2 separate regions of the Mus musculus genome follow, and region 2 is linked to region 1. A link is a contact called in ENCODE POLR2A ChIA-PET data. All regions are on one chromosome and are shown on one strand. Each heading gives the region's core, a stretch centred on a gene start or an enhancer-like site at or near the end of the contact. The rest is flanking DNA. Distances are from core to core; before and after follow the strand shown. Region 1 has its middle 12 kb from the start of Gm35131. Region 2 holds the start of Cpeb4 (cytoplasmic polyadenylation element binding protein 4).

What was found. ChIA-PET counts read pairs that join two places held with the same protein, here RNA polymerase II (POLR2A).
Region 2: POLR2A ChIA-PET joins it to region 1 with 10 read pairs in Patski. The contact joins the promoter of Cpeb4 here to the enhancer-like site in region 1. POLR2A ChIA-PET finds 5 or more read pairs at or near these places in 4 of 5 experiments (Patski and embryonic stem cell).

The regions. Positions count from the first base shown.
Region 1 is chr11:31,735,825-31,742,026 of GRCm38, reverse strand. No RefSeq gene overlaps it. Among named protein-coding and RNA genes, the nearest start is that of Gm35131, 12 kb to the right of the region's middle. Within about 2 kb of position 3,144, at least 1 of the 3 ENCODE cell types and tissues checked has a DNase peak (open chromatin) inside an H3K27ac peak, as active enhancers do.
Region 2 is chr11:31,868,139-31,874,340 of GRCm38, reverse strand. It overlaps Cpeb4 (cytoplasmic polyadenylation element binding protein 4), which reads right to left and starts at 3,401. Exons shown (of 10, transcript NM_026252.4): 1 at 929-3,401. The coding sequence starts at 2,053.

The sequences.
Region 1 (6,202 bases), core at 1,895-4,394:
AGTAGTAGTAGAACACACCTCTCTAGAGCCAATCAGCCATTTATCCCTTCAGTTGGTAACCAGAGGTTGCCACATGCCACATGTCAGCCATGTGCCATGTACTTGGACTACACAGATGAACAAAGCAGACAGAATCCTGCCATTATCGAGCTGATATCTGAATGCCATGGAGCTAGAACCTGTGCAATCACTGCTAAGCAAACAAAGGAACCTAAGACCTAGTGTCTGCCTTTGGGATGCTGTAATCTAGTGGAAATGTGACATTTAGGGATGATTTCCCTGAGCTGTGCTGATTAAGTTGGTTGATCTGGATTAACAGAGAGTCTGTGGGAACAAAGGTGGCCATTTAGGAAGGCTTCCTGGAAGAGGTGTCACCAAATAAACCCTGAAGTATCAGCCAGAGACAGCAAAGTTCATACAGGGTGCAGAGCCCGAGCCTTGTCTTTGTTGGCTGTGGATCTCTGAGACCAGATGGTTGAAGGGACCCACTTGTTCCAGAGGCACTGTCTGTATGGGTCAGTGAAGGAGAATGGGTGGGTTTCAGGTTCTGGAACCTCTTTTGTTAGGCAGGACAGGGAACTGTAAAGCTAAAGAGTGCACAGCCTGGGGTTTCAGAAAGCAGGGAGTGTTAAGCAGACAAATGGCCTAATGCTGTTTGTGGAGGCTGAGGTTCTGCTGCAGGAACCCAGGCTGGCACAAGGTAGTGAGGATTTATCCCAGCCCTAGGCTTTGGAGTCTAAGTCCAGTGCTCTTATATTTAAAAGAAAGAAATTCTAGAAGCAAAATCATCCTTTAATGGAAAGAAAACCAACAGCAGATCAGCCTTGTCTGGTGACAAGGATAAGCCCGTCATGGAAGCTTTTGTCATGGGAGATTTCAGACATAGGGCACATACAGTTTGGGTTATGGCATGGAGGATGCTTTCCACCTGGGGGAAAAGCAGAAGCCATCAATCAAGGAGGCCAAGCAGGTCCTCTCTGTGTCACCAGTCCCCATTTTATCCTCCCTCCAAGCTCTGTCCTGAGGCCAAGCTCCCACCTCAAAGGGGATGAGAGAGAGAGTGGATGCCTGAGCTGAACATGAGTGACAGGGGCCCAGGGACATGGTTTCCAACTTTGCCAAGCCCCATGTTCCGATGAGGCAGCAGTGTCATGAAGCCTTTCTGAAGCACAACAAAGAAAGTCGTAAATCAATACTCTCCAGAAATATTCTCGAAAACACCAGGTGGGCACTGACAGCAATGCTGGGGGGTCTTAGCTGTGCGGCTCAGAGGCTGCCTGAGGACGACTGGCCTTTACGGGGGTGGAGGCTAGGGTTCTCAGGGAGTCTGGTGCATTCCTAAAGTTTCATCTGGTTGCCAGGAGGATGTTAGGTCAGACCCAGAGGTGGGCAAGGAATGGCTATCAAGGTGGCTGAAGAGAGCTCCAAATAAATACTAGTGGGCTGTAGACTGGCAACATTCCAACCTCTCCATGGTCCTTGACATTCCAATCAGCCTCGTAAAAGGTGGAGTGCATGGAGTGGCTTCTTCCTGGGAGCTTTCCTTATTACATCACACCGCAGACTTCCATTTCATAGCAGTGACTTCCTGTGATTTGCTGTGTCTACCAAGGTGATTGTGACCCTCAGTATGATGGGGCTTGTGTTGCTCATTTGTAAGTTTTCCAGAGCGTGCATCTTGTTTCCTCTCCATGTGTTAGATCTCCTCACCAAGGCCATACATGTGACTTTAACTCCTTCCTGCTCGTCAGTACACAGTGGGTCCCCTTGGATGGATGTGTCCTCTCTCCTGCCCTACACTTTTGACCCAAGCAAGCCCATCTGACCCTACTCAACCTTTAGTGCTACCACCGAGTACTCAGGGAGAGATAGCCTAGCACAGAGGCCCATGCCCACTCTGCCTACACCATCTTGGCTCTGTAGCCCCGTTGCCACAGCTTGTGAGCCCAGCCATTAATAAGTGAAGAGAAGGCCATTAACTATATGTGAGAATGTCGCTTTAGTGCTCCCTCTTCTTCACCACTTGGGATAAGGGAGGCTGAGTCACAGCCACTGGACCAAAGGGAGACGCTGGTACAGCAACTGAGTGTATAGAGCTGGCAACTGACCATGTATAACTGGCAATGAACATGTATAATTGGCTGCTCATAGCTTTGCTGCGAGCCTGCGCTCTCATGAGCAGCTGATGAGCATGTGTACAATTATGAACCCACTTTACAGAAAAGAAACAGAGCTATCTATCCCATCTTGAGATGTATCTTTCATTTGCAAGCAAAAGCAGAGGACCCTGAATTCGAGGAAGTGGCGTGGACACTACCTGGGAAGAGAAATATTGAAAGGACGAGTATTCCACAGATGTTGGGATTCTCTGGATTCAGGCAGGTAAAACCACCGCACTGAAGCCTCTTTACTGTCACCTCAGTGTCTTACCCCTAAGGGGACCAAGGTCAGTGATCGAGCACCCACCTCATCTAACAGGTTAAGAATCTAAAGCCCAACCAACAAAACCCCCCACTAGGCCCAGGGGTCAGGGTCCTGATTAGCTCATTTCTGAAACTTGAAGTCTAGTCCATGGCTACAGGGTCTTGGGGAAGGCAGTGATCATATAAGCCACCCAGTCAGTCAGGTCCTGTGTCCCCTCTAGGAATTCATGATGACATGGGTGACCTTTCTCCTGAAAGGTTTAGGTTTTCTCAGTGTTCACAGAAATGGGGGTTTTGTCTGATATTTTTAACCCAGAAATCTGCTTCATTGTAGCCCCTAGAACCGGGAACCAGCAGAGGATTCTGGGTATGAGGCCTGCCTTACACAGAAAAGCAGCCCTGTTGTTGGCTGAGTGCAAATGCTGCAGCAACCATCTGTTTACTGTGTGGTTCTGGGGAGACCCCAGGGAATCACAGGATCTCACCCTGCAAGCTCAAGGACCAGGGAAATGGTCCAAAAGGAGGTCACAGGACGAGATTTGACATCAAAATACACTACATATCTTGGCCTCATCTTCAGCTTCATATCCTTTCCTAGTCCTTACCTGGCCCTGAAATAAACTAGGGGCCTCTAGGGGCCCAAGCAAAGGCCTGAGGTGTTCTCGGTGAATCCAGGTCATACGGCTGGCAGGCAGCAAATTTGCAAAGTCAAGCAGATGAAAATATGGACAAGAGAACATAGCTCAAGCCAAGGAAACTCAATCTGATTCAGCCGCAGGGCACCTAGGCTGGCAAGGCCAGGTAGCAAAAGGGGGGGGGCATTTTCACTGGCTTGCCCTGCCTTCTGGGCAAATGGGGCCACCAGTAGCCTGCCCCTTCCCAAGAGAACCATAGGGATCCTGAGGTCCACTCCTTCAGGTCTTAGAGGAGATGAGACTTAGGAAACTTCAGGACAAGTAAGGTCACTCACTGATTGGCTTCAAGGTCACAAGGCTCTGGCAATAAAATAAAAACCAGTGAGGTTTGTCCTAGAAACTGGCTCACTGACAGTAAATTCAGGAGCAACTGGGGCAGGTAGGAAGGGAAGCTGGTTTCTTTAAGGAGCCTCTGTCTATTTAACTGCTTAATCATTTACTGGGCCAAAAGATCTGGAAGTGACTCCAAAAGTCAGAAGACTCAGATAGCCCACACCATGTCCTGGCAGGGCATCTCAGAGCTTGGCACCCAGGACATAATCCTTGGCTCCAGCCCACATCGCCCCTTGAGGGAAAGAGCAAATACTTGACTGCCAGAAGAGGTCCTACTGTGGATTCTCAGCTGCTTTGCCTGAAGACAACTGCTTTGACAATCTCTTGCCTTAAAGGGAGGCTCTGGGCATGGACCACAGTGACTCATAAGCGGATTCCTCTTTGCTCCTGAGCACCACCTGCTCCAAGCAGTTCCAGGAACCCTCTTTCATCCTCCTCCTCTTTGCTGCTCACCCACAAGGGTGTCTGCAAGCTCCTTATCCATCAACAGAGTTGACGAGTAGCTGATTGACAGGAAGCTGTTATATGGGCTGTACCATAAGAGATCCAGGAGATGTGGCAGTGGATGTGGCCGCAAGCTTTGTTCCATCCAGGGGAGGAAACAGGTCTTAACTGAGTGACAACCCTGCTCTATCTGTGCAGACTGCCATGAAGTACAGAAGGCTGAGTGCTGGGGTGGGAGACAGGCACACAGAGCTGCAGGGTCTGTGCATCCTTCCTGGATAAAACTATAATAGAACTAGGACTAATGCACTCGTGAGAACCCATCAAACAGTGACCACCAATGGTAAACCCAACCTAAGCTATGTATTTTAGTGAATGACAATGTATCCATGTGGGTTCCCTGTCCAGTAAGTGTCTCACCAGTGTGGGAGGCTATAAGGAAAAATGGAACCATGGTGACACACACAAAGCCTTCTGTATGTTGCCCTGACTTTATGATGGTATGGAGTGCTCCATAATCCATAGAAACCATACTTTGATTACTGAATCTGGCTCTTTCCTCAGGCGAGTACTATGTGGTCTGATGTTCCACCATCCCGAAGGGGAGCAGCAGACTCTCCATGCCAATGAACAACACCGCCAGTCAATGATGCTGGGAACTCACTATGGACGGTCAACTTGACAGACTAGAGAATCGCCTAGGAGACAAACATCTGGATGAGTCGGTGGAGGAAGTTCTAGATCAGGTTAATTGATATAGGATATCCCACTCCACATGTGAGTGGCACCACTCTGTCCTGAGCTGAATAAGAGAAAGTGCATCTCAGTCCACATCTTTGAAGTGTGAACCAAAATAAACCCTCCCTCCCTCCCTTGCTTCTTGCCTGTCATTTGTCACGAGTTCATTGACAGAGCCCCATCCTAAGGTAAACTGCATCTCATGTTGGGAGTTCTCTGCATTTTTCTCTAAAGCTTTTCTCTAAACCTAAAATTGATGTGAGTTTTAAAATCTATCACACAGAAAACATGAAATTGCAAGGGTCCAACTGTGAGAGGCTGTATGAGGGCCTCAGCAGACCCTGGGAGGGGCGCCCACAGAGGTGTAACGTGAAGCTAACCATCACTTGGCCATAGGCATAGAACCTGCAAGTGGGGGTCATCTCTGCAGGGAAGGGAGGGCCCATTTTCTGATGAGTGTTTGTCCTGCCCAGCACTGCCTCTCCCAGCACCATGACTATGGGTCACTCTTCAGAAGGGTGTGGCTGACAGGAAAGTCAACAAGGCAGGAATGGGTAACCTTGGGAACAATTGAGCTGGCATATGAATAAGAATTATATTTTTGTTTGACAAAGATACCCCTCTTGCTTCATAAAGCAAATTGTGGCAAAGCCAGATGCAGTGTCCTTGGCTGCTGACAGTGTTGACAGCTTGTTATCTGGGCGTGGAAAACTGGAGCCTTCCGCAGAATACAGAAGTTTTCAGGTTTAGCCAAATAGTTCTCAGGCTGGAGAAGTTTGGGAAACCCTGGAGCTCAGTGTCTCTCCATGAACAAAACAGAGTGATTCTTACTACCTATAAAACCCACCAAGGCATACTGAGAGGGAGGTGCAGGCCAAAATCATGGGCAATACAGCAACAGGAGCAAATCTGTGTCCACCTACACACACACACACACACACACACACACACACACACACACACACACACACATCTGCATGCACACACACAGCTTAGTATAGAGAGGTCAGAGGGAATGCCAGTGGCCTTCATCAGGAGACCAGAACCTGTTCATGAGCCAGTCAGCTGGTCAGTCATTGTTAGTCAGCACTCCATGTGATAAAATGCCTGGACTGGTTATTTTTGTCAGCTTGACACAAACTGGAGTCCCCTGGGAAAAGGGAACCTCAATTGAGGAAGTGCCTCCATCAGATTGGCTTGAAAGCATCTCTGTGAGGCATTTTCATGGCTATTATCTGATATAGGAGGACTCAGCCCACTGTGGGCAGTGCCATCCCTAGGAAGATGGGCATGGACAGTATAAGAAAAGTAGAGGAGCAAGGCAGAGAGAGAAAGCCAATGAGCAGCCTTCCTCTATGCTTGAGTTCTTGCCTTGGGTTCCCTCAATAATGGACTATGATGTCTAAGTATAAACAAAATAAATCCTTTCTTCCCCCAACATGCTTTTGGGGGAGACAAAGTAACAGAAAGCAAACAAGTATAATTCCTGAGATAATTTAGAGGGAAAGATTGCTTTGGGCTCAGGATTTCAGTCTGTGGCAGAGAGAGAAGGAGGTGAAAGAGAAAGAA
Region 2 (6,202 bases), core at 2,152-4,651, 130 kb before region 1:
ATTAGTTCAAAAACAATGTGATTCCTACCAGAAAAAGGATATACTAATACCAACAGAGACAAGTGATCTTTGCCTGGACCTATTTTTAGGAATGGTTTAATTATCTACACCCCTAGTGTTAACACTGGAAAATAAACAAGTAGGTGAAAGGCATCACCTACCAAAAAACAAAATAAACAATAACCCCCCAAAAACAAAACAGGCTTTCTGAAACCAACATCTTCACGGTATTCAAAAAGAAACGGGTATACCCAGCACTGCTAAATAAATAAATAGATAGATAGATAGATAGATAGATACATACATACATACATACATACATACACACATACATACATACATACATTTTAAGCATGACAAAGAAATCATCTGTACTATTTCTCCCTAACTAGTAGTCCTTACTGACACAAGAAAGGTCAGAATTTGCAGAGAAGTCTAAAAGGAATTGCTGAATTGATCAGTTCAGACTGCTCAGACTGCAAGGTCCACATCTAAATATAACCAGGAGGAAATCTGGAACTCGTTGCTTTCAGTGACTCCCTACCTTACAATGTCAAAAAAAGGTCATTTTCCTAGACAGAAAACATTCATTAGTTTCCATAATAAAATTCATACATTTCTGCTACATATTACTGTTTTACCATTCTTCCTCAAGTGAGGAAAATTCTCGTTAAGCAAGAAAGGTATAATTAATTAGGACATCACTAACTACTCAGTATCTGTAATTATAAATGGAAAAATTAAGGCCCAAGAAACAGTTAACTATTTTCTTCCAATTACACCCGTTTGCTAAAATAAAGGCTGGTAACTGATTCATTTCCTAAGATCTCTAATGTAAGCACAGACAAGTCTGATTCTCTCATTCCACAGACACTCCACCACACTACTTCCTTATTCATCTTAATATATTAATGGAACAACATCTTACCGGAAAAGGAAAAATGTTGTCAGCCCTGTTCAAGCTATCTTCCATCCAGGATTTTGGAGCAAAGGCTGAGCTAGGGCGAGCATACTTCTGGAGCTGAATATGATTGCTTGCGAAATTTTTCTTCAAAGGTGAGATTGAGTTCAGGGGTGTTATTCCACCGTTCAGCCCTCTGCGGTGATCCCGGCCTTGAGATGCTCCCCAGCCACCGTAGCCGCCACCTCCTGGGCTCCAGGAAGAAGAGGGGGTTGGAGAAGGACTCTGGTAGCTGCTCCATGGAGAAGGAGGTTTGTTAAGATTATTCGCCAAATGAGGCAGCTGGTTAAAAGCAGCACTTCTATGTGTGAAAGGTGGGGGGTGGGGACTGGCAGGAGACCTCCTCTGCTGCTGATGCTGGCTGTGATGGTGCTGGAAATGGGGGTGATGAGGATGGTGCTGGGAGAGAGGCCCGATCTGAGGGGAGAAGCTACCACCAAAGCCAGGGCTGACATGATGGGGAAAATTTTGAAACAAGAGAGCACCATTATTAGCTGAAGCGCCAGGGACCCCTCCCTGGTGAAAGAAACTTGCATCTTCATTGATTATAGTGGAGGAAGAAGGTGCTATCGCTGCTGACCAGTTACTGAAACCAGTAAGGGACGATGCACTGGATGTCAAGGGTTGGGTGGAAGTCCCGAGACCGGTGGCTTCTTGGTAATCAAACCCTGTCAACACTGGTGATTCAATGCGTAGTTTTTCTTTTCCGTTGCTGTTTTCTGAAGAACTGTCCCCTGGATTTTCTTCAGCTTTTGCCTTTTCAGTTTCAGGCAGTATTCCAGCTTCCTGACCTGGACTCGGGGAGAGCTGTTGCTTTTCTAAAGGGTCTTGTTGTTCTTGCTGTTGACTTTTTGCTTTTTCTGACCCCAAGATCTCATCCTGAATGTTATGAGTAGCCGGGGCAGGAAAGAGCCAGGCTGACCCAGCACTGCTGCCATTGGCAGCTGTGTTATTATTTATAAAAGCAGCAGGGTTGGGGGTGGCATTTTGGTGATGGTGTGGAGGCTGCAGATGTGGATGGAATCGGACTGGAAAAGCAGATTTATTCCCAGTATTGCTTTGCACTAGCACTCCAAACCCGTAATCCCCCATTTATTATTTTTAGGATCAGAATCTCACAATAAAAAAAAGACAACCTAATGTCTCACGTCTTTCCTCCCCTGTATCTCAAATATGTTTGCTTGAAGTATCTTATTTATAGCTAACTCAAAGATCACAGCTTATCACCCTACGTATCTCTGATTTGGAATTCTGGTCTCTCTGAATGGAAAAGAACCTAAAAAAAAAAACCTCTTAAAATATTGATATGAATCCAATTGGGCTTATTTCAAGGAAGGAATAAAAAAGGAAAAAGGTAAAAATCAAGTCTTTGGTTAGTAAAATAGGCGCTTTCTTTTTCCAAAGGAAAATGTTCATGAATGACAAAAACACAGCTTCTCAAGCATCTATGGATATAGAAGAATAAGCATTGTGCGGAGTAAAAATATATATATATAAAATTTAACAATCACATATGGTCTTCCTCAGCAGTTTAGATTCACATAAAAATTAGAATAGGATTAAGGGGTGAATACGTTCTTTTCTTGGCAGCTTGGTTAAAAAAATCAGGAATAATTTAAGAACATTATATATTATATATTTATATATAGATAGATTATATTAGGTTATCTGGGGCGGGAGGTGAATTTCTGGTTGCCAAAGAGGAAATCAGCCTTGACTAAAGGAAAGATGATTGCAGGGAGATTTCTGCTGTTCCTGGTCCTGTTTCTGTTCTTTTGTAGGGTGCAGTGTGGGCCTCTGGGGCTGTTCCTTGGGCTCCGGGTGCAGATCTTGCTGCGTTTGCTGTTCTTGGGCTCCCCTCGGCCTCCTTTCCCCCATGAAAGGGGTTGGAAACACCCGTTTCTCCCTCTGGGGGGTGTCGCGATCAGGAGGGATTAGCGAGACTGGACAAGGGCAAGCTGGCGGCCCGGGGGTGCGGGGAGCAAGGGGGCGACCTGGAAGGTCCTGCGGTTTCTGCCTCTTCCCCTCTCTGCGGCTCCGGGATTTTTTTCCCTCATGGGACCCAGGGGCGGTTTGTTCAGTTCTCTCAGTTCGATTCTCCGCCGGGGGGAGGGGGAAGGGGGATGGACAAAAAGGAAAACCCCGCTACCGTAGTTACTCTACAGGAGAAAAGCCTCCCCCCTCGGCTCGCGCTCTCTTTTCCCCTAGACTGATTGGAAACTATAATTTAGAAGGCTTTTGTTTCTCCTCACGGTTGCTGGGCCGCCGCCGCCGCCGCTTTTCCCCGGTCCCGCAGTCCCAGCTGTCGTCGTTGCGGACTCCGTCTGGCTCTTCTTTTTCTTCCTTCTTCCTCCTCGTCTTCCTCTGCTGTCGCCGCTGCCGCCGCCGCCGCCGCCGCCACTGCCTCCGGTGCCCAGGTCCCGCAGCCGCGGCTGAGTCCTTCTCCTCAGGACCGAGCCGAGTGAAATGACAACCAGCTGGAAAGACCGAGAGACACTTCCGGTTCGATGAGGGAGGGGCGGGGTGCTGCGGAGGCCACGCCTAGCAGCCGGAAGACCAATCCGACACCACAATCCCGACTAGGCCACGCCTCCCAGCCTCAGAGCTCCACCCAGGAAGGTCTCTGGTCATCTCAGAGCCGCCTCTTCCGCCTGCGCCTCGCCCAGCGGGGCCGGCGTCGGCCTCGGGTCTGCGCACCCAGTGCAAGCGGTGCACCGCCATCTTTTTTATGGGCAAAGATTCCTTTGCGATTTATGTTCCCAAAGCAGGCTTCTTAGGAAGTCCGTAGAGAGACGCTCGGAAGAGAATGGACATCTTGCACACTGAAACACTGAGCTAAAGTGTTGGGGGTCGAAGTGGCAACCCATGAAACCTAGAATAAACGAGAGGCCTGCCCTGAGTAAAGGTGGGTGCCCCGGGCATCACGTGCTCTGGCCCGAGCTCCGCCCCCGAGGGATGGAAGGAGAGGCGGGTTTTCCCGGCATCTGTGCTGTGCCTAGAACTGCATAGTCCTTATCCTGAACGCACGTCTCCGGAGGGATTCCCTTCAGTCTCCATTCCTCCACCCGAACCACCTACTCTCCCATCCTCCCTTTGAGATGCAGATGCTGTAGGCGTCCATGGCTGAGCCACCAACTATTAGCTTTCTACTCCACCTTCCAAGCAGAACGGAGGGATTTTTCTAAAAACGAAATTCCAGTCACGGTCCTGTTGTGCTCATACCTTTTTAAAAATGGCAGTCCGTTACCTGGAGAATAAAGACCAAACTCCGTATTGTCCTGTGGGCAGTATTCTCTGTGCCTTTTTCCACGCCTTTGTCGTCTCCTCTTGGCAAACTCTCATTTCGTTTTAGGAGTAAGTCTCCAACCTACCTACTCTGCCTTCGGAATCTCTTTTTACAGGCATACATGACCCTCGATACCGCTCATGCTTTTATATGGCATTATATTACATTGGTGGCTTATGTCTCTAAATCAGTGCTTAAAACAGTAGTTCTCAACAACTGGGTTGTGATGCCTTCAGGGAGGTGTCCAATGACCCTTTCACAGGGATTGCCTAAGACCCTCAGAAAACACAGATGTTCACATTACAATTCATAACAGTAGCAAAATTACAGTTATGAAGTAGCAACAAAAGTAATTTTATGGTGGGGAGGGGTCACCACAGCACGAGTAACTGTATGAAAGGGTCGCAGCATTAGGAAGGTTGAGAGCCACTGCTCGAAAGATTTGACATTGAAGATTGGAAGCACCAGAGAGGAATCTTGAATGGAGACATACATAGAGAAAAGCAGCAAGAATGAAATCTTTTCTGAAAGGTCTGATATTCAAATCTGAATTCATCATTTAGTTTCTTATGCCATTTGGTTTGGAGCTCACATGTTGGTTATTTGCTGTCTACTCAAGGCCTCCCTGTCTTTGCCTTTGTATAGGCCTACTATCGTTTACTCTGCTGGGGCCTGAAGTAATATATTGTCCTCAGCATAAGTTTTAGATATGTGTTGAATAAATGTTTCCTTTGGGAAATGGAAACTGAAGAAAAAACTAAGATAGAGCCCAAAGTAATTCCAACAAAATCATATATCTATATCTATATCTATCTACCCAGTATGGTGACACACACCTTTAATCCCTGAGTTCTAAGCCATCAGGTCTACACATCAAGCAAGTTCCAGGCTAGCCAGGGCTATCATCTTGTCTCAAAGACTCATCATCACCGTCATCTAACCCTTCCTTCTATATCAAGTGTCTCAATTCTCCAACACTTCCTGTATGGCTTGCCTATGTGGATCTTATTCGGGGATGTTATTCTCCTTCGTGTATATGTATCATACTGACCTCTGCAGTTCTGTGAGTTCTTTGAGCATAGGTAAGGTTGGATCTTACTCTGTTGTTTTCCTTTTCTGCCGCTCCCCTTGACACACACACACATACCTTGAGACTGAGCTGGCTCAGCCAGGTACTATTTCTTTCAGAATGATTTCCCTAACTTCCCCTTACTAGAGAGTCTTGTAAGATTCCTCTTTTTAAATTACTACTGGGTGTCAGTAAGTTAGTTTCTTAAGGGTGATTTGTGTGTGTGTGTGTGTGTGTGTGTGTGTGTGTGTGTGTGTGTGTGTGTGTGTGATTTGTCTTTATGTCACCAGTGACCAATAGAGGATCTGGCTCAGAACAGACTTAGTACATGTTTACTTAATGACTAGCTGGATGTTCTGTGTCCAGTAGATGGTTGTGGGTCACTTGGAGCTATCAGTTCTTCTCAGTATCTTAAAATGGCAACTGTGTCTTAGAGGAAACTGACCTGAAAACCAAACAGCCCTCAATTTGAACTCAGATCTGCTGCTTCCTCCTTATGTAGCCTTCAGCATCACCACTCCAAGTCCTTTCTTCCCCATAGAGCCATGTGGACAGTATCCCCAGACCTTCCTAGGATAGTGAGTTACATGAGGTCTGTGTAAGCGCAGTGCCCACATGCAGGGATCAAGATACGTGTTCCTTATTAAGACATTGAGTCCAGAGAGTTGCTTCAGCGGCATCTTCTACCTAGAAGAAGTTGCATGGACCAGTGTTCAGGAACCTCTCTTGGTTTGCAGAAGACATTCCAGGATCAGTCAGTGCTTCCGTACCAGGTCACTCTACTTGTTTAAGGTTTGGTCTGGGCTGAGACTAGGATGATCACTGGGACATCTGAGTCATCAAGGGTCAGGCTGGTGGTTAGACACTGAGAGGAAGAGAGAAGGAA